2 separate regions of the Homo sapiens genome follow, and region 1 is linked to region 2. A link is an interaction called in ENCODE POLR2A ChIA-PET data of the cell type or tissue named here. Cell type or tissue: Panc1. All regions are shown on one strand. Links, peaks and the distances in the headings refer to the core of each region. The heading gives the core; the rest is flanking DNA.

What was found. Peaks named below come from ENCODE experiments on the same cell type or tissue, not always from the same donor. Only the 100,000 strongest peaks of a DNase experiment are listed, where the experiment ranks them.
Region 1: POLR2A ChIA-PET joins it to region 2 with 16 read pairs; 3 of 35 experiments call an interaction of 5 or more read pairs at or near these places.

The regions. Positions count from the first base shown.
Region 1 is chr2:96,908,563-96,918,975 of GRCh38, forward strand. The region is part of intron 12 of FAM178B (family with sequence similarity 178 member B); the gene reads right to left. Among named protein-coding and RNA genes, the nearest start is that of SEMA4C, 44 kb to the left of the region's middle. RefSeq lists an enhancer at 4,674-5,361. In Panc1, for the core only: no CTCF peak of the experiment used is centred there; a DNase peak (open chromatin) is centred at 5,939.
Region 2 is chr2:96,742,349-96,752,761 of GRCh38, forward strand. No RefSeq gene overlaps it. Among named protein-coding and RNA genes, the nearest start is that of LMAN2L, 7.5 kb to the left of the region's middle. In Panc1, for the core only: no CTCF peak of the experiment used is centred there; no DNase peak of the experiment used is centred there.

The DNA.
Region 1 (10,413 bases), core at 1,479-9,478, 170 kb after region 2:
AAAATGAATCTATGTGATGGAAGCTGTGAAAGTGATTACCTCTGCAGGAGGGAACGCCTGGCAGGGGCCTGATGGGGCTTCTGGGGAGCGGCAGACATTCTGTCCCATGGTCAGGTGGTACATGGATGATCTCTTTTGCAAAGGGCACGAAGTGTCCACCTATGATATGGGTCCTTCCATTCACACGTATTATAAGTAAATTAAAAGGTACACATGAACAATCATACCAACTTCCATTCTCATCTCCCTCTTTGTATGATAAAAATCACAGAACCTCAGGCTTAGAAAACACCTTGAAGTCTGCTGGGCGCAGTGGCTCTCGCCTGTAACCCCAGCACTTTGGGAGGCTGAGGTGGGAGGATCACCTGAGGTCAGTTCGAGACCAGTCTGGCCAACATGGTGAAACCCCGTCTCTACTAAAAATACAAAAATTAGCCGGGTGTGGTGACAGGTACCTGTAATGCCTGCTACTTGGGAGGCTGAGGCAGGAGAATCACTTGAACCTGGGAGGCAGAGGTTGCAGTGAGCCGACATCACGCCACCGCCCTCCAGCCTGGGCGACAGATCAAGACTCTGTCTCAAAAAAAAAAAAAAAAAAGAAAAAAGAAAAAAGAAAACACCTTGAAGTCACCTAATCTAGCTTCTGCATAGTTATCCATTTTAATTCTCTTTGCCACACCCCCAATAAGTGTTCACTTCAGCAAAGGAAGTGCAGTATCTGCCAAGACAGCCCAAATTCATTTACCGGACTAACCAAAGGAAATCGTTCCCATATTTTGCCAAAACCTGCCCTTCTGGGACTTCCACTCAAAGCTTCTGGATCCTGTCCTCTGGGGCCTCCAGGAGGGAGCTCTCCGCCAACCTAGGTCCTCTACGCTTGGAAGAAGTTGCCACATTCCCGTGGCTGCCCCTTCCTGCAGGTGCCACAGCCCCCTCATTCCCATCTTTTTGTATCTTTTTTTGCCATTTTGGTTTGGGTCCTCTGACGGCCCTGGGGGTTGTCAATGTTCCCTTTCAAGTGCGACACTCGGAGTTGAGGCTGATGCTCATTTTCTTGGCAGCCCCACAACACAACGCAGTTAACAGATTGAGCCCAAAGTCTTTTTTTTTCACACGTCTTGCTGTCAAATCCCATTTCCCAGATCCTGTTCTTAATTGTGCAGCTGGGCCTCCCTTTTCAACTCAGTCCATCATTACAGTCTGTTGAGATCTTCTGGGATCTTCGGTCTGCTGTCAGTTGTATTCATGTCATCTGTGAATCTGACCATTGTTCCATTAATAGCCTCATCCAAAACACTGGGCCTGCCCTGGCCAACCTGTGAGTGGAGACAGAACTCGGGGTGGTGACAGGGCCTGCCCTCTGGGCACACTCTGATGGCCAGCAGCACCTTTTGATAATGAGCCCACTTCATTCTGTCATCATTTGACCCGCATTCCTTCATGCCGAACCCAGCCTATGGTGACAGCCTCTACCAAATGCCCAGGAAACCTACATACAGGCACTGCACAGTCCTCTCTGGAGTATGATTCTGGTTGACCTGTGGAAAAGTGAGGCTTGCCTGGTATGATTTCTTGTTAGGACTCCTAGAAAGCAGTGTTTCCTTTTCTACGTATGTGCTCCCAAGCCGGAATCCCCTAGAGAATAACCTGGAGGAGCACATCAAGCACCATTGCCCCCATCTCCTGGAAGCCCTCCGCCTCCAAAAGTCCCCATGGAGCCACGGCCCCAACTTCATGTCTCCCAGGAGCAGTGAGACGCCGTCCCACCGGGGAGACGGCCTCCTCTGCACAGTGAGGTTGGTCATGCAGCCTCCCACACTCTCTTAGGCTTTAACCCCCTTCGACGACCAATATTTGATTCCAAATGAAAAACTGTTCTCCTTGACAAAGACGGCAAAAGCAAAATACGAATTGTGTAGTGTTGTTCCGTCTGCATCAGGGCTAACGTTTTACTGTCAGCCCCAAACCGCACTCCTTGCTTCAAAAGTAACTACACAGAAACTCCTTTTATGGCCTTCGGCATTTCCCAACAACACTCCCGCTGGTCCACGCCGTTTGTCCGGCTACCTTACTTTGGTGCCCTTCTTTCCAAACCTGAGACCACGAACAAGCTCTGAGGGGAGCCCCTGCAGCCTTTAATGCTTCCCTTCTTTTCCTCACTGGGCTCCTTTGTAATCCATATTCAAAGCTTCAGTGCAAGATCTCCCAGCCCACCTGAGACATCTCTCTTCTTAATTTTTTTTTTTTTTTTTTTGAGACAGTCTTGCTCTGTCGCCCAGGCTGGAGTGCAGTGGCGTGATCTTGGCTCACTACAACAACCTCAGCCTCCTGAGTAGCTGGGACTACAGGTGCACACCACAATGCCCGGCTAATTTTTGTATTTTTAGTAGACCCGGGGTTTCACCATGTTGGCCAGGCTGGTCTTGAACTCTTGACCTCAAGTGATCCACCTGCCTCAGCCTCCCAAAGTGCTGGGATTACAGGTGTGAGCCACCGTGCCTGGCCCTAGAATCTTTTTTTTTAAGTTCTACCTCTTTATGCTTCTTTGAAATCTACCCTCCAGAAGCAGACAAAGCACGAGTGTGCTGAGTGAGTCCCCCTGCCATGCCAGGCTCTGTGGACTCAGGGAGTACGGCCACAGCACCTGTCCCTCTGATGCTCACGGCCCGCGTCAGTGAGGGGGACAGCCTGATGGGCCTGCAACAAGGGCTGCTCGAAGAGGAGATGCCTTGGCCGGAGCCTCGTCTTGAGGCTGAAGAGATGTGAACCAGGCAGAGGAGGACAATGGGAAGAGGCCTCTCCAGGAGGAGACAGATGCGGAAAAGCTTGGAGGCAAATGATCATCTTGAGTTGGGGTGGCTGCCAAGTTCTAGGACGCGGCAAAAGCGTGGAAGCCTGCAGGGAGCAGGGTGGCATGTGAGCCTGGGAAAGGGGGCACCAATGCCCTCCAACCCCAGGCTGCACCGTGGCATTTCACCCTGAGGGGGAAAGTCTGAAAGATTTTATGCACATCAGCAATGCGAACACATGAGCATCTGAAGGACGGTCACACTCCGGGACAGCACAAGGTGGAGCTGGTGGAGAAAGCCTGGAAAGAGACAGTGGGATGCTCTGGCGGAAATCCAAGGGGGTTGCAGGAAGAGCTGCACCAAGGCAGCGACAGGGAGGGTGAGGAGGAATGAGCACTGTGGGAGATTGGGGAGCTCCAGGGCACCGAATCTGTCCATAGGACTCCAGGCCTGGGCAGTGGGCAGACACTGGTGCCACTCATGGAGCCATGGAAGACAGGGAAGGGGTCCTCCTGGGAAGGCGGTGACTCCTGCTTCCCACATGCTGAATCCCAGACATGTGCCACACAGATAGGTGCTCAGCAGCAAAGTCTGGCCACAGGTATTCATTTGGGAGCTGCTAGCATGTGCCTGGAGCTGAGGCCTCGGGTGCAGATGAGATGGTGTCTCAGGCTGGCTTCCCCAGAAAGTAGGCTCTGAAATGGATATTAGCAAGCAGGGAATTTACGTAGGGAGAGAGGATGCAGGGAATTTATGCGGGGAGAGACAAAGGAAACCAGGCTGCCACGCAGCCAGTGAAGGCCTCAGCTGACCCCACAAGGACTCCGGAGCCAGCAGGGTCCTTCGGAGACATCCTCAACTAAGGCAACGGGGAAGATCTTTGTGTCTCAGCACTGGGCTGCTGCCAAGGAAGGGGCCCAGCCCTGGTAAGGTGACCACCTTTGGCAGAGGTGACTCCTCTGCCACCCCCAGCAGTGGAAAGAGTGCCCCAGTCCTGGATCGGGGCAAGTGGGGGGCACCTAGCACCCCCGACTTCATGGGCCTGTGTCACAGTAAGGGCTAGGGTGGAATCCTGAGGCCCACCAAGACTCGAGGGCTGGTGGGGGAGGGGTATCCCTGAGGGCAGCTGAGGAAGCCAGGAGGGCCCTGGGAAGCCCAGGGAAGGAAGTGCTGGTTGCTCATCAGGAAGAGCCCGAGAGGTCCCTGGTGACGGAGCAGCTTGGCTGGAGTGCCTGGTGCCCCAAGAGGTGTCTCCTCAGCTCCTGGCCCTTTAGGTCCTTCAGACATCCCACCTGAGAGGGAGCCGCGTCCTCTCCAGCCATGTCCCCCTCCTGGCGATCATGGCCTGACCGCCGCCCACCTTCACGCTGCTGTCTGCCTCCCAGCTCCAGCCCAGGCTCCGGATGCGACCTTCATCTTGCCTCTTGTTCCTTCCTCCAGGTTTGGTGCCCTTCTGAAATCTCCAGGTTGACTGGGCCTTGACTGCCTCCTTCCAGACCTTCTGGCCTCACCCGCCCACAGTGAGAGCTCTCTGTGACACTCTGAGCTCCGAAGAATCCAACCTGCCCGAGGGTGGGCAGGATTCAGCCATGAGTGAAAGAGAACTGGGGGAGGAAGCTTGGAGCTGCGGCAGGAGCTCGAGGGAGATGTGGGTGGAGACAGAACGGCTGTTTTAAGGTAGGAGACGCAGGAACGCATTTATTTGCTGCAGAGAAAGCTAGTGAACAAAAAGCAAACGGTACAAGAATAAGGGATGACTGCAGAAGGTTTTGGGAGAGGCAGGACTGCCAGGATCCAGAATTAAGGGTGCAGTGGGCAGCAGGGAGGTGAGAACTGAGAGCACTGCGTTTGTCTAGTGGGGGTGGCTGTTCGCTGGGAGTGCAGAGGCTTCAGCAGCAGGAAGCATGGAGTCTGCTAAGGTCCCCAGGAGGCTGGCCAGGAACTCGCTGTGGCTCCGGGCAGCCTGAAGGGGTCAAGAGCCAAGGTGGGGACAAGGGACATGCATGTGGCATCACTGTTTGGCCGTGCAGTTTCAAGTCTGAGAACAGGCAGGCAGGGAGTCCACAGTGGAGAAGGGGTCCAGGAGCTGACCCAGGGCCGGGCAGTGGTAAGGGGAGAAGGAAAGGTGGGGCCCTCTGGCCCCACAGTGAGGAAGTGAACAAAATGGGAGGGAAACGAGGGTTTCGAGGGAAGCCACGGTGCATCTGCGCCTGTCCCAGCTCTTATCCCCAGTGCGCAAGGACCTGACGAGCGTGAGGCTGCTCTCTCCCTAGCCTGTCTGCACTTCCGCTCCATCAGTCAGTTCCTCCTTGGTGGCCACACAGAACCTGCTTGGCTGGCTGCTCCAGACATAAGAACACTGAGAGGATCCTGGGGTGCTCCAGAATTCACAGGAAGATGGAGAACCTGGCCAAGGGGTGTGGAGCAGCAGGGTCCCTGGCCAGAAAAGCCTGTGAGGACTGCCGTCCCTGAGTCCTTTCCTCAGGAGCATCCAAGTGGTTAGGCCTGGGTCTCGCTCCCAGAGGTGGAACAAAGGAGTGCCTGACTCCCGGCTTCTGTGCAGAGGAGGGTGCGAGGAAGACGCCTCCTCAACACAGGAAGGAAGCCCACACCCCCCGCAAACCTCAATGTATTTCCATCACAGGAAGAGATCAGAAGAGAGCCAAACATTGTTGGCTTTTACTTATTTGCCAAATATTTACTCAGCACCCGTGATATTCTAGTCCACGCTCTGTTCTGGGTGCTGAGGATGCAGACATGGGGGAGATGGACGGGGCCCTCCCGCCCAGGGAGCTCATACTCATGGGGAGGGCTGGTCATAGTTCACTTCTGGTCCTGGTAGTCCGTGGAGAAAAATGAAGGAAAGGGAGGTTGTGCAGAGCCCTGAGGTGGCAGCTCATTTGGAAAAAAGGATCAGGTGAAACCTCTCTGAGGCAGTGACATGTGAGCAGAGACCACCATGATGAGAAGGGGGGAGTCTCCTACCAACGTGCGGGCATGAGGGAGGGTGGGCATCAAGACACAAGTGCCCAGTGCACCGCAGGGACAGGGAGAAGAAGAGCAGAGGGCAGGGCCACACCGCAAAGGGGCCTTAGCGGCCACCTTAAAGACTCCAGGCTTCCTTCCAAGATGATGCAAAGTCTTGGAAGATTCTGGAGCAGGGAAGTGACTCAATTGCTTATGACAGTTCTTTTATGGTTCAGTGTTTTAGGTGTCATCATAATGTTGTAATTATGTTTTAAAATACCCACCAAGGGCTGGGCACTGTGGCTCATGCCTGTGATCTCAGCACTTTGGGAAGCCAAGGTGGGAGGATCACTTGAGCCCAGGGGTCTAAGACCAGGCTGGGGAACACAGGGAGATCCTGTCTCTACAAAAACTTAAAGAAGTTAGCTAGGTGGGATGGTGCATGCCTGTAGTCCCAGCTACTCGGGAGGCTGAGGCAGGAGGATCACTTAAGCCCAGGAGGTCGAAGCTGCAGTGAGCCTGGATGGCACCACTGCACTCCTGCCTCGGCGAAAGAGATTCTGTCAACAACAAACAAACCACCAAGACCTTATCTTTTTAGAGACACGTACTGAATAAAATAAGTCTAATCATTTGCTCTGATTCACAATGATGTGGGGCAGGGGTGGGGGGCAATGGGTGAGGGAAGGAGGAGTCTCCACGGCTGTGTTTGCTGAGATGGAAAATGGGTACATGGAGTCCATTTTACTAGCCTCTCAACGTTTGTATATGTCTTGAAATTATCTATAACCAAATTTTTTTTTTTTTTTGAGACGAAGTCTCACTCTGCCTCCTAGGTTGGAGTGCAATGGCACAATCTCGGCTCACTGCAACCTCTGCCTCCCGGGTTCAAATGATTCTCCTGTCTCAGCCTCCTGAATAGCTGGGATTACAGGTGCATGCCACCATGCCCAGCTAATTTTTTTTTTTTTCTATTTTTAGTAGAGACGGGGTTTCACCATGTTGGCCAGGCTGGTCTTGAACTCCTGACCTCAAGTTATCCACCCACCTCGGCCTCCCAAAGTGCTGGGATTACAGGTGTGAGCCACCGCACCCAGCCAACAAAACTTTAAAAACTTATTAAATAGAAGTGATTCTGGCTAATTGGTGAGAACTGGCTGTGGGGGTAAGAGCAGGAGCTTGGAGGCCGACAGGGTCTTTAGAAAGGGGAAATAAGAGGATGGGCACGGTGGCTCACGCCTATAATCCCAGCACTTTGGGAGGGCGAGGCGGGCAGATCACAAGGTCAGGAGTTCAAGACCAGCCTGCCCAACATGGAGAAACCTCGTCTCTACTAAAAATACAAAAATTAGCTGGGTGTGGTGGCACGCACCTGTAGTCCCAGCCACTTGGGAGGCTGAGGCAGGAGAATCGCTTAAACACGGGAGGCGGAGGTTGCAGTGAGCTGAGACTGTGCCATTGCACTCCAGCCTGGGCGACAGAGTGGGAAAAAAAAAAAAAGAAAAAGAAAAAAAGAAAGGGGGAAATAAGCCCTAGGCAACCAAAAACACTCCTATTAACCTCACACCCAAAGATGGCCTTTCTTTTCCCCTAAACAGAATTGGCATCACACTTTACATATGGCTTCAAAGCCTTTTTTCCACTCAGCGTATTTCATTAACTTTCCCATTTTCCTGTGACATCATTTTTAGGTACCATATAATACTCCGTAGCACGGGCAGAACTGAATCGATGGTGGGGCACTGAGGCAATTTCCAGTTCTTCACTATCATGACATTGCTATGCCAAACATCCTTGTCAATGAATCTTTGCCATCTAGTTCCCCAGAAAACGATCTAGCTTTTTGAAGGGTGTGCACATTTTAAAGTCATTTGCTTGATTTTGCCAAACTGGCCTCCAGAGGGACTACTGACCGCATCTCATGAGCAGGGAAGCATATGCCTGTTTCCTCACATCCTGCCAACACTGGGCAGCACTGTCCTTTCGGATTGATTCTGGTCTGCCAGGCAAGGAACTCTACGTCATTGTCAGGGCTGGTTTCGTGAGCCGTTTTACGCAGGCTTTGTCCATTCCTCCATCTGACCAGGCAGCCTGCGGGAGCTGGCTTCATCTGACCTTCTGCTTTGAAGCAGCGCACACAGGATGTTTAATGAATAGCCGCAGGCAGTGAAGGAAGAGGATCCCCAGAGCCTGGGACATCAGCTTTCAGTAGAGTGCAAGCAGTTGCAGGAGCCCTGAACAGAAGTGGGGATGGCATGCTGCTCTTCCCAAAGCTGCCTGAGCTGCCCCAATGGCGCCACCTCCCAAGGTGGATGTTCCTCCAAGAACCTCCTCTTCCCCTTGGCTCTGTTTCAGGTGGTCTGCCTTAGTATTCACTTTCATTTTTCATGGTTAGGCCCAGCTCTTCCTTACATTTGCAGTGCATCCCATGAAGTCTTGAACGCTGAGGCAGGGGCTGCGGGTGTACTGCATGAGTGTCAGCAGGAGTTCTCGCTTTGTGCTTAACCAGTCAGTCGAGCAGACAAAGAGTGTGACAGCCCTTCGTACACCAATCTGCCCTTCTTCCTGGGGTCAGTCTGGGCACAGAGCCCAGTGGGGCAGCCACCAGTGAAGGCAGCCAGTAAGCTCTGTGGCCGCCGCGGGAAGCACAGTGGAGCAGCAGCTCACTGAAGACCCACAGTGAGTACAACGCGGCAGGAAAAAAGAATTAGGAGCCCTTTACAACCCAATCAGGGATGACGGCCAGAACACACCCTGAAGAGCAAAGAAGGTGCGGAAACGGCGGGTACGTGCACACGCAGACAGAGGCTGGCGGCCAGCCAGGTGGCTCTGGCTCAGGGGAAGAAGCGCATTTTCAACATCAAATTTGAAAGGAGTACTTTCAAAAAGGTACTCCTTGGTACCTTACGAATTTTGTTTTATTTGAATGCTTTTATCTATTTAGAAAAATAAAATCAATAACACTGATCCCGATAAGGCACCCTCCTTCCTAGTAAAGCTCTTGGCACAAAGCATCACCCTGCTGACGTGGCTGCCTGAAAGGCAGGCGCAAGATGCTCTGTTTCATTCATTTCCTGGCATTTAAAGGGCAATTGCCATGGGCCCTGGAGCTACCCACAGATTCCACAAAAGACACTGATTCATGAAATCACAGTTTAACATGGCTAGCAGATGAAGGAGTGAAGTCATAAACTTAGGATATGGAGAAGGTAGCTTCAAATCTGTCTTGAAAGGATGAATTATTAAGACCAAAAAGCTGAGGCATGGTGGCTCACACCCGTGATCCCAGCAGTTTGGGAGGCTGAAGTGGGAAGATCACTTCAGCCCAGGGATTTGAGATCGGCCTGCACAACATAGGGAGACCTTGTCTCTACTAAAAATTTAAAAATTAGATGGGTGTGTTGGCATCTGTCTGTAGTCCTAGCTACTAAGGAGGTTGAGGCAGGAGGATTACTTGATCCCAAGAGGTCGAGGCTGCAGTGAGCCATGATGGTACCACTGCACTCCAGCCTGGGTGACAGAGTGAGACCCTCTCTCAAAAAACAAAACAAAAGGCAGAAAAATTGACGTTGGGTCCCCACTGGCTGTTTGGGGATGGAAAAAATCAAGTTAGATCCTTCTCTCATACCAAGGACAAACAGATTTGAGTTGGGATTAAGAGCTGATGGACACAAAGTAAAGCCAGTCCTGAAAGAGAAGAAAGCACACTATCTTTATGGTCTTGGTGGGGAAACCCTTCGTCTTCCACATGGAAAGATTACATTACACAAAAATCCCAATCAATTCTCTGCATTATCCATAAAACTGTCCTGTAAATCTAAATCTATTCTAAAATAAAAAAAAAAAGGACTGAAAAAGTAAAAAAAAAAAGAAAAAAAATTCCAGTTCACTGAAAGGTACCATACATAAAGATTTAAAAAGGACAATCTATATAACCTTTGGAGAAAACATACTGTAACATAATAAGCAACATGAAGATCAACAGAGTTGATAAGAAGATAAATTAACTGATAGGAAAGTGGGTAAGAAATACCAAAAGGTAATTTACAGTAAGAGAAACACAAAAGGCCAATAAATACATGAAAAGATACTCAGTTTCACTGGCAATCAGGGAAATGAAAATTAGAACCACAGGATGATGTTTTCCACTCACCAGATTGACTAAAACTCAAAAACAAAACTGGGAATATGTAGTATTAATGAGAATGCAGAAAAATATGCACTTTCATACCTATTTGGTGGTGTTACTAATAGGTCCAGCTTTACATACTTTAGGGTTGCAATTTCACATCAAGGAATTTATCTCATAGAAATATCTGCACAGACACTAAACAGTCACTGGAAGAATGTCCAGTATTAGTAAGGGAGGACACCACCCCTCATGTTATCTTATGCCCAATTTCTGCCTCAAAGAAAAAGTAGGAGTTAAAGAAAAGAAAGAAATGAAATCAGTAGTCAGACAGCCCAGTGCTGCGTTCCAGGCCTGGTAGTTACAGACTGACCCCTGACTTAACCGGTTTATGTTATCTATAGATTCCAGACATTACACGGGACAGCACTGTGAAAAACCCTGTCCTGTTCTGTTCCATTCTGATTACCAGTGCATGCAGCCCCCAGTCACGTACCCACGGCTTGCTCAATCGATCACGACCCTCTC
Region 2 (10,413 bases), core at 1,705-9,704:
CCACAGCACTCCAGCCTGGGCAACACAGTGAGACTTCGTCTCGAAAAATATATATATACATATATATACAAAAATTAAATGGGCGTGGTGGCAGGTGCCTGTAATCCCAGATACTTGGAAGGCTGAGGCAGGAGAATCACTTGAACCCAGGAGGTAGAGGTTGCAGTGAGTCAAGAAGATCCCACCACCATACTCCAGCCTGAGCAGCAGATCCGTCTCAAAAAAACAAAAAAAAGAAGAAATGGGGTCTCAATCCATCAGGCTGGGGTGCAGTACTGTGATCATAGCTCACTACAGTCTCAAACTGCTGGGTGAGCCTCAGCTAATTTTTAAAATTTTTTCTAAAGATGGGGGTCTCTATGTTGCCCAGGCTGGTTTTGAACTTCTGGCCTTAAGCGATCCTCCCACCTCATCTCTCAAAGTGCTGAGATTACAGGTGTGAGCCATGGTGCCCAGCCTGTCACTGCCATCAGTCTTTGACACCCTACAATGTCAAATGTCTGGTGCTAAGACTTTAGGAATTGCAATGAATCTGTTCGTGTCATACACTGGCTTTAAAACCATTCATAACTCCCAATTACCAAAATCCAAAGTCCTTAGTGTAGCATTCAAAGCCCTTTGCATCCTGACTGAAATCAGGCGCTACGCATGTGTACTGTAATGTGTGTCACCTGGAATTATGGAGCTCAATTAACAGATTATGGGTTTGTCTCCGCAGCAAGGCTGGGAGCTCCAGGACCACAGGAAGCAGGTCTTACTCATTTCCTAACTCAGGCCCCACCCATTTCCCCAACCCCAACCTATCACCCAGCACATAGTAGGGGTTCTAATTGTTTTGAATAAATTATTTCCATTGCATTTCTCTGCAAGATGAATTTTTAATTGTAGTAAAATGCACATAAAGGCCGGGCGCGGTGGCTCACACCTGTAATCCCAGCACTTTGGGAGGCCGAGGTGGGTGGCTCATCTGAGGTCGGGAGTTCGAGACCAGCCTGACCAACATGAAGAAACCCCGTCTCTACTAAAAATACAAAATTAGCCGGGTGTGGTGGCGCATGCCTGTAATCCCAGCTAGTTGGGAGGCTGAGGCAGGAGAATCGCTTGAACCTGGGAAGTGGAGGTTGCGGTGAGCCAAGATCGCGCCACTGCACTCCAGCCTAGGCAACAAGAGTGAAACTCTGTCTCAAAAAAAAAAAAGAAAAAAAATACATAAAATACAGCGTATAATTTTTAAGTACAGATGGTCCTCAACTTACAATGGGGTTACCTACAGAAAAACTAAACCCATCCTAAAGTCTAAAAATCCTAAGTCAAACCATCATTAAGTCAGGACCATGTGTGTTCAGTTCAAAGGCATTAAATTCATTCGCAGTGTCATGCACCCTGTCAGCTGAATTTCTGATAGATTGACACAAGCAGAAATCTCATTGTAAAATTCTGTGTGATGAGGAAAAGGGGAATAAAGGAGAAGGGTGTGAAAGGTGAGATGCACTGGACTATAAATCAAATCATTTTGTTCAGACTGTTGCAATAGGAAGAATGCTTATTAATGAGGAATGTATCAAAGAAAAGGAAGAGCCAGGCCCGGTGGCTCATACCTGTAATCCCAGTACTTTGGGAGGCTGAGGCGGGTGGATCATGAGGTCAGGAGTTCGAGACCAGCCTGGCCAATATAGTGAAACCCCATCTCAACTAGAAATACAAAAATTAGCCAAGCGTGGTAGTGCACACCTGTAGTCCCAGCCACTCGGGAGGTTGAGGCAGGAGAATCGCTTGAACCCAGGAGGAAGAGGTTGCAGTGAGCCAAGATCATGCCACTGCACTCGAGCCTGAGCAACAGAGTGAGACTCCATCTCAAAAGAAAAAAAAAAGGAAAGGAAGGACAGGCGGGGCTCGGTGGCTCACACCTGCAATCCCAGCACTTTGGGAGGCCGAGGTGGGGGTGGAGGGCGGAATCATTTGAGGTCAGGAGTTCGAGACCAGCCTGGCCAACATGGTGAAACCCTGTCTCTACTAAAAATACAAAAATTAGCCAGGCATGGTGCCTGTAATCCCAGCTACTTGGAAGGCTGAGGCAGGAGAATTGCTTGAACCCAGGAGGCGGAGGTTGCAGTGAGCCGAGATCACGCCATTGCACTCCAGCCTGAGCAACAAGAGTGAAACTCCATCTCAAAGCAAAACAAAAGGAAGGAGACCTGGGGTAATCCAGGTAAACAAGGGATCTTTCGTGAGAGGAAGGATGGAGAGGGTCTTATCTGAGTCACTGAGGAAGGGTGGAAGTGGGTCTTATCTTGGGATATTCCAGAGCAGGGTAGTCCGTTAAGACAGCCATCTCTCAGCTGGGCGCAGTGGCTCATGCCTGTAATCCCAGCGCTTTGGGATGCTGAGGCGGACAGATCATATGTCAGGAGTTTAAGACCAGCCTGGCCAACAAACATGGTGAAACCCTGTCTCTACTAAAAATACATAAAAAATTTGCCGGGCATCATGGCACGTGTGTGTAATCCCAGCTACTTGGGAGGCTGAGATATGAGAATCTCTTGAGCCTGGGAGGCAGAGGTTGCAGTGAGCCAAGATCGCGCCACTATACTCCAGCCTGGACAACGGAGTCTACAAAGTGAGATGGAAGGAAGACAAAAGGATGGGGAATTTCTTTACTGTAGGTGCTTTTCAGAAGCACAAGCTTCAGCTAAGTTCAACACAGTCAAGGTGTTGAGGGGTGGTAGTGGGAAAGAGAACAAGTAGCCATGGCCCCTTCAACGCCACCTTTTACTCACACGCAGAGGCACCTCCGAAAGCTGGCTCAGGTCTTGCGCTACCATCCTTTCAGCTGCCTAGTGGTCCCCTTTTTCTCTGTGGAATCATCTATCTCCCACGATCTAGGGCTGCACAACTTCAGGGCCGGGGTATTCATATGCAATGTGAGTTGTGCATTCCAGCAGTTCTGCATGATTCCTCTACCTTCCTGTCTTCCAAACCAAAGAGCAGGGCTGGGCGCAGTGGCTCATGCCTGTAATTCTAGCACTTTGGGAGGATCGCTTGAGCCCAGGAGTTCAAGATCAGCCTGGGCAAGATGTTGAGACCCTGTCCCTTTTAAAAAATTAAAAACAACAACAACCAAAGAAGTACCTCCACTCAGGAGCACCTTGAAGCCTGATGCCCCTTCACCCCATGACAGAGGCTCCAGGGCAGCCTCTTGGCCTATTCTTTCCACTGCTTCTCACCCTTCTTTTACAAACCTTGCCATTCAATTCTGATCCACCCCCTCCCAGGACAGAAGCAGCCCTCCCTAGGCCAAGTACAACCATCCATCCATCCTCAGGTATCCAGTGTGTCAGGTCCATCTTCAGCCCAATAGTCACAGCTGACCGGGTCCTACCAACTGTACCTCCAGTTCCCCAGGTAGCCACTGAAGCATACAAGAGGATAGCAGCTCCAACACTAACTAGCTAGCTACTTCCCAGCGGTGACTTCTCAACATTGGACTCCTGAAAGCCACAGTCAAATATCCTGGGGTAGGTACCTTTGCCTGAGCCCTACTGCCAGACACGTGACTCAACAAGTGTAGGGATTTAGCTTTGAAGAAAAAAAAATAAAACCTGGAGAATTTAATTTTTTTTTTTGAGAGAGAGTCTCACTCTATCACCCAGTGGAGGGCAGTGGTGTGATCACAGCTCACTGCAACCTCTGCCTCCCAGGCTCAAGCCATCCTCCCACCTCAGCCTCCTGAGTAGCTGGGACCACAGGCACATGCCACCACACCCAGCTAAATTTTATATTTTTTGTAGAGACGGGGTTTCACCATGTTGGCCAGGCTGGTCTCGAACTCCTGGGTTCAAGCAATCCGCCCACTTCAGCGTCCCAAAGTACTGGGATTACAGGCGTGAGCCACCATGCCTGGCCTTTTTTTTTTTCTTTTAAGAGATGGGGTCTTGTTCTGTCACCCAGGCTAGAGTGCAGTGGTGTGAACTGCAGCCTCAAACTCCTGGGCTCAAGGGATTCTCCTGGCTCAAACTCCTGGGCTCAAGGGATCCTCCTGCCTTAGCCTTCTGAGTAGTTGGAATACAGTCAGGTGTCACCATGCCTGGCTATTATTTTATTTTTTGTAGAGATAATGTCTTGCTATTTGCCCAGGCTGGTCTTGAACTCCCGGGCTCGAGGCATCCTACTACCTTGGCCCTCGAAAGTGTTGGAATTATAGGCATGAGCCATCGTGCCCACCCCACCCTCCACCAGAGAATTTAATACGCAGCCCAGTTTTCAGAACTACAGCCCTTTCACATGCAGTATCTCATTTTGACCTCACAATGACTTGTTGTGGTAATCTTTAAGATTAGGACAGGCTGGGCTCAGTGGCTCACACCTGCAGTACGAGCACTTTGGAGGCCGAGGCAGGAGGATCACTTGAATTCAGGAGTTTGACACCAGCCTGGGCAACATAGTAAGACCCCGTCTCTAAAAAATACAAAAAATACAAAAAATTGTCTGGGTGTGCTAGTGTGCGCCGGTAGGCCCAGCTACTTGGGAGGCTGCGACATTTTACCCCGGGGGTCAAGGCTGTAGTGAGCCATGATCAGGCCACTCCACTCCAGCCTGGGTGACAGAGAAAGACCCTATCTCTTAAAAAAAAAAAATGACAAGAACAGTTCATAGAGGCTCCAACTCCTGAATTTAAAGATAAGAATTAAAGATTTGCTTTAAGATACTCTAGAGGAATATCGTGTGTGTGTGTTTAGAAGGGTAGGATGGATAAACAAAAAAAGCATCAGGATGTTGAGAACTGCTGCAGCTGAGATAGGGGTGCACAACACTCCCTCCAGCTTCATGGATGTGTGAGAGTTGCCGTAAGGAAAAGCTTCTCAAAGTCTCCCGTGGAGATGATGAGGAAATATGCTGGGTATGCATTTGTGGTGTTTTCTAAATTTCCCTGAGGGAAGGAAAACTGTAATTAACTATAATCTAGTAAAGTTCATTGTGACCCATCCAATATAATGTTGTCATAACTAAAGAGAGAGGCGTCTGCAATCTAGAAAAAGAACAGTCAAGGGATGAAAATAAGTCAGAGTTGTATCAGTTCTGTCCAGGAAAGAGAGTGCTTCTAAGCAGCCTGTGTTAGATCTCCATATAACTTTATTCAAATAAAGCCTATTTTCTGAGCGTATTTATAAAGACTTCCAGCCTAACGTTCTAATCCTCTTAGCAGTTTAATTTTTCTGTATAAATTAAGAAATTAGTGTGTATTTGGGTTTATCACTTAGTTATTAGTTTAGCCAGAGTGACTTAGCCCTCCCAGTCTGTTTATTTGCAGGGGAATTGATAAAAACCAGTATCCTGAGGACCAGATCTCAGATCTATGGTGGCTCTCCTTGCAGTGGCAGAGCTCCCACAATTCAGCAATGCCTCTGGGGATCCAGATGCTTGCTTCCCACAGAGTTAGGGCATAAGATTCGCCAAGGATCGTAGAATGGGGTGTGGTGAAGGAGGAGAACTCTGGCATATCTGATTGGAGTTGGAATGAAACTTCTGCCTTTTGAGACCCAGCTGTACTGTATGATCTCAGGAAAATTACGTAATCTCTCTGAGTCTCAGATCTTCTGTCTGTAAAATGAGTGTGATGAAACCCACCACACTGGACTTCTGAAAGCATGAAATGAAAGACTGGGCTAGGCACAGTGGCTCACACCTGTAATCCCAGCACTTTGGGAGGCCAAGACAGGCAGATGACCTGAGGTCAGGAGTTTGAGACCAGCCTGGCCAACACGGTGAAACTCCGTCTCTACTAAAAATACAAAAATTAGCCAGGCATGATGGCACGCATCTGTAATCCCAGTTACTTGTGGGGGCTGAGGCAGGAGAATCGCTTGAACCCAGGAGGTGGAGGTTGCAATGAGCCGAGATCACGCCACTATACTCCAGCCTGGGCGACAGAGCGAGACTCTGTCTCAAATAAATAAATAAAAGAGATGGAGAGTCTCTGGAAGGTTTTGAACAGAGGAGGTTGTAATCTAACCTATATTTTTAAAGGATCACTCTGGCTACTGACTTGAGGAGTGACTGTAGAGTAGAAAGGGTAGGAGCAAAGAGAATAAGCAGGCAGCTGTGCGGTTACCCAGTGGGAAAGGGAAGGGCTGGGGGCTGGGTGGGGCTACTGGATGGGTCTTAGATATATTTTCAAGGTACAGCCAGCAGGGTTTGCTGATGGGAAACACAGAGGTCTAAGAAAAGGAGAGGAATGGGCCAGGCACAGTGACTCACGCCTGTAAACAACACTTTGGGAGGCCCTGGCGGGCGGATCACCTGAGGTCAGGAGTTCAAGACCAGCCTGGCCAACATGGTGAAACCCCATCTCTACTAAAAATACAAAAATCAGCCAGGTGTGGTGGCACATGCCTGTAATCCCAGCTACTCGGGAGGCTGAGGCAGGAGAATTGCTTGAACCCGGGAGGCGGAGGTTGCAGTGAGCCGAGATCATACTACTCCATCATTCCAGCCTGTGTGGCAGAGCGAGACTCTGTCTCAAAAAAAAAAAAAAAAAAAAAAAAAAAAGAGAGAGAGAGAGAAGGAGAGGAGTGAAGGATGACTCCAAGATTTTGGGCCACAGCAACTGGAAAGATGGAATTGCCATATACTGATAGAAGGGAAATTATGGAAGATATGTCTTTATGGAGAAAAGATCAGTAGTTTCATTTTGGTGATAATAGGTTTATATTTCTATTGGACATCTAAGCAAAAAACAAGTCCTCAGAGCCATACCATCACCCCAGTAAGACCAAATTTTCAGTCTTTAAGAGAAGCTAGAAAGTCTCTCTAAGCCTTCTCTGGCTGAGGAGGCTGTCCAATTACAAAAAAGAGAGAGAGAAGCTGTTGGGTCAGGGAATGGTGGCTTACACCTGTAATCCCAGCACTTTGGGAGGCTGAGGAGGGAAGATGGCTTGAGGCCAGGAGTTCGAGAACAGCCTGGTCAATATAATGACACCCCATCACTACAAAAACATTGAAAAAATTAGCCAGGCATGGTGGTGAGCACCTGTAGTTCCAGCTACTCAGGAGGCTGAGGCCAGACGATCACTTGGGCCCAGGAGTTTGAGATTACAGTGAGCTATAAACGTGCCACTGCACTCCACCCTGGGTGATAGAATGAGACCCTGTCTAAAAAAGAGAGAGCGGGCCAGGCGTGGTGGCTCACGCCTGTAATCCCAGCACTTTGGGAGGCCAGGGCGGGTGGATTACCAGAGGTCAGGAGTTCGAGACCAGCCTGACCAACATGGAGAAACCCCATCTCTACTAAAAATACAAAATTAGCCGGGCATGGTGGCGCATGCCTGTAATCCCAGCTACTTGGGAGGCTGAGACAGGAGAATCTCTTGAACCTGGGAGGCAGAGGTTGCAGTGAGCCAAATTGCACCATTGTACACCAGCCTGGGCAACAAAAGCGAAACTCCATCCAAAAAAAATAAAAGAGAGAGACAGAGAGAAGCTGTTAGGGGTCAGGATGGCGGGAAATTTATCAGTGGATCAGTGCTCAGTAAAGAGAATTTTCCCTCACATCTTGTGATAGTCACTTCCAAGTGGCCCCCATGATTTCCCCTCCTGCTATTCATGCCCTTGTGTAGTTCTTTCCCACACGATATTAGGTTGGGTCTATGTGACCAATAGAATATGGAAGAAGCAGTGATATGGCATTTCTGAAGCTAAGTCATAAAAGACATTGCGGTCTCCACCTCAGTGTTTTTCTCCTCGGATCACTTACTCTAGGGAAAGCCAGCTACAATATTGTGAGCAGCCCTTCATGCAGGTCCTCATGGTGAGAAACTGAAGCCTCTTGCCAACAGCCACGAGAGTGAGGTTGGAGGTGGATCTTCCAGCCCCAATTAAAGCCTTCAGGTGATTGCAGCCCCAGCCAACATTGACTGCAACCCATGAGAGAGTCTGAGCCAGAACCACCCAGCTAAATTGCTTCCTAATTCCTCCCCACAGAAACTGTGACATAATAAATGCTTATTGTTTTAAGCCACTGAGTTTTGGGCATACTTTTTTATACATCAATAGATAACTCACGCCGGGCGCGGTGGCTCACACCTGTTATCCCAGCACTTTGGGAGGCTGAGGTGGGCGGATCACCTGAGGTCGGGAGATCGAGACCAGCCTGACCAACATGGAGAAACCTTGTCTCTACTAAAAATACAAAAATTAGCCGGGCGTGGTGGCACATGCCTGTAATCCCAGCTACTCGGGAGGCTGAGGCAGGAGAATTGCTTGAACCCAGGAGGTGGAGGTTGCGGTGAGCCAAGATCATGCCATTGCACTCCAGCCTGGGTAACAAGAGTGAAACTCTGTCTCAAAAAAAAAAAAAAAGATAACTCACATACCTTTCCAAGTCAAATGAAGGGGATGTTCCAAAACAATTTGGAGGCTCCTGCAAAGAAGGAAGACTGGCACCTCATGCCACAATCAGACCTCTGCTCAGGCAGTGAACTTGCTCTCCTGCCCTCCTCACTCTTAGAGCAGAGGGAGGAGAGAATTAGAGAGAGAGTTGGGCAGAAAGAGGGGTTGGTGGCAGGGTGCACTGGTGCATGCCTGTAGTTCCAGCTACTCGGGAGGCTGAGGTGGGAGGATCACTTGAGGCCAGGAGGTTGAGGCTGCAGTGAACCGAGATTGCACCACTGCGCTCTAGCCTGGGCAACAAAGCAAGCCCTGTCTCGAAAATTAAAAAAAAAAGAGGGGTTGGCCCTGGAGTGGTCTCTACTACAACCCTTGGGTAGGCTCCCCAAAGAAGGGTACCCTCCAGGCAAACGGGACCCCAACAGTGAGAAGCAAGAAGCAAGGAGACCTGACAGGGGCTGAGCCTCCCACTATGAGAACCAATATCTGGACACCAAATCACACTCAGTCAACCAGTAACAACCACAAAAGGAGTGGCGATTAAACTGTGGGAAATTAAGTAAAGGGAAATTACCCTTCTTCTCTCTCTTTCCTCAACACTGGAAAAGTTAGACCTGAGAAGGAAGGGAACGTGTACCAGGACCATCCCATGACCGCCTACACTCAACACCAGGCACAAGTGAACACACAAATATATCCCCCTCCAGCCAACTGCAGCAAATGGAGGGGTGAAAGGCTGACCAAAGCCCTTCCCCACATCCAAGTCCCTGCAGCAGAAACTGATCCCCAAGCCTGGAGAAGGATGACAGGGCGGGAACACAGATGATATATATCAGAAATGAGATGGCAGGGGTTTTTGTTTGTTTTTTTGTTTGTTCGTTTTGTTTTTGTTTGTTTTCTTTCTTTCTTTCTTTTTTTGAGATGGAGTCTCGCTCTGTCACCCAGGCAGGAGTGCAGCGGCACAATCTCAGCTTACTGCAACCTCCTCCTCCCGGGTTCAAGAGATTCTCCTGCCTACTAAGCCTCCCAAGCAGCTAGGACTACAGGCATGCGCCACCATGCCTGGCTAATTTTTGTATTTTAGTAGAGACAGGGTTTCGCCATGGTTGCCAGGCTGGTCTCGAACTCATGACCTCAAGTGATCTGCCCGTCTCAGCCTCCCAAAATGCTAGGATTACAGACGTGAGCCACCGTGCCCGGCTTGTTTTGTTTGTTTGTTTTGTTTTGTTTTGTTTTTGAGGCAGGGCCTTGCTCTGAGGTTGGAATGCAGTAGAGCAATCATGACTCACTGCAGGCTCGACCTCCTGGGCTCAAGCGATCCTCCAGCCTCAACCTCCCAAGTAGCAAGGACCACAGGTGTGCACCAGAAAGCCTGGCTAATTTTTAAGTTTTTCACAGAGATGGGGTTTTGCCATGTTGACGAGGCTAGTCTTGAACTCCTAGGCTTAAGCAATCCTCCCTCCTCAGCCTTCTACAGTGTTGGGGTTACAGGCCCTGATTGGGCTTTTAACGCTAAAAGTCATAATAAAGCTATGGAATCTATCCAAGACCTCAAGAAGGATACAGAAAGGGAAATGTGACAGAAATGGGTTAAAAGCCTTGAATGGAAAAGAAATAAAACCGTGTCATGTTAAGTCCCCACTGAGTTGAGATCGCTGATAAAAAGGTCATAATTTTTTTTTTTTTTTTCTCTGAGACGGAGTCTTGTTCTGTCACCCAGGCTGGAGTGCAGTGGCCCAATCTCGGCTCACTGCACCCTCTGACTTCCCGGTTCAAGCAATTCTCCTGCCTCAGCTTCCTGAGTCGTTGGGATTACAGGCATCTGCCACCACACCCAACTAATTTTTTTTTTTTTTTTTAGATGGAGTCTCACTCTGTCATCTAGGCTAGAGTGCAGTGGCGCGATATTGGCTCACTGCAACCTCCGCCTCCCGGGTTCAAGCGATTCTCCTGCCTCTGCCTCCCCAGCAGCTGGGATTACAGGCGTGCGCCACCGCACCTAGCTAATTTTTGTATTTTTAGTAGAGACGA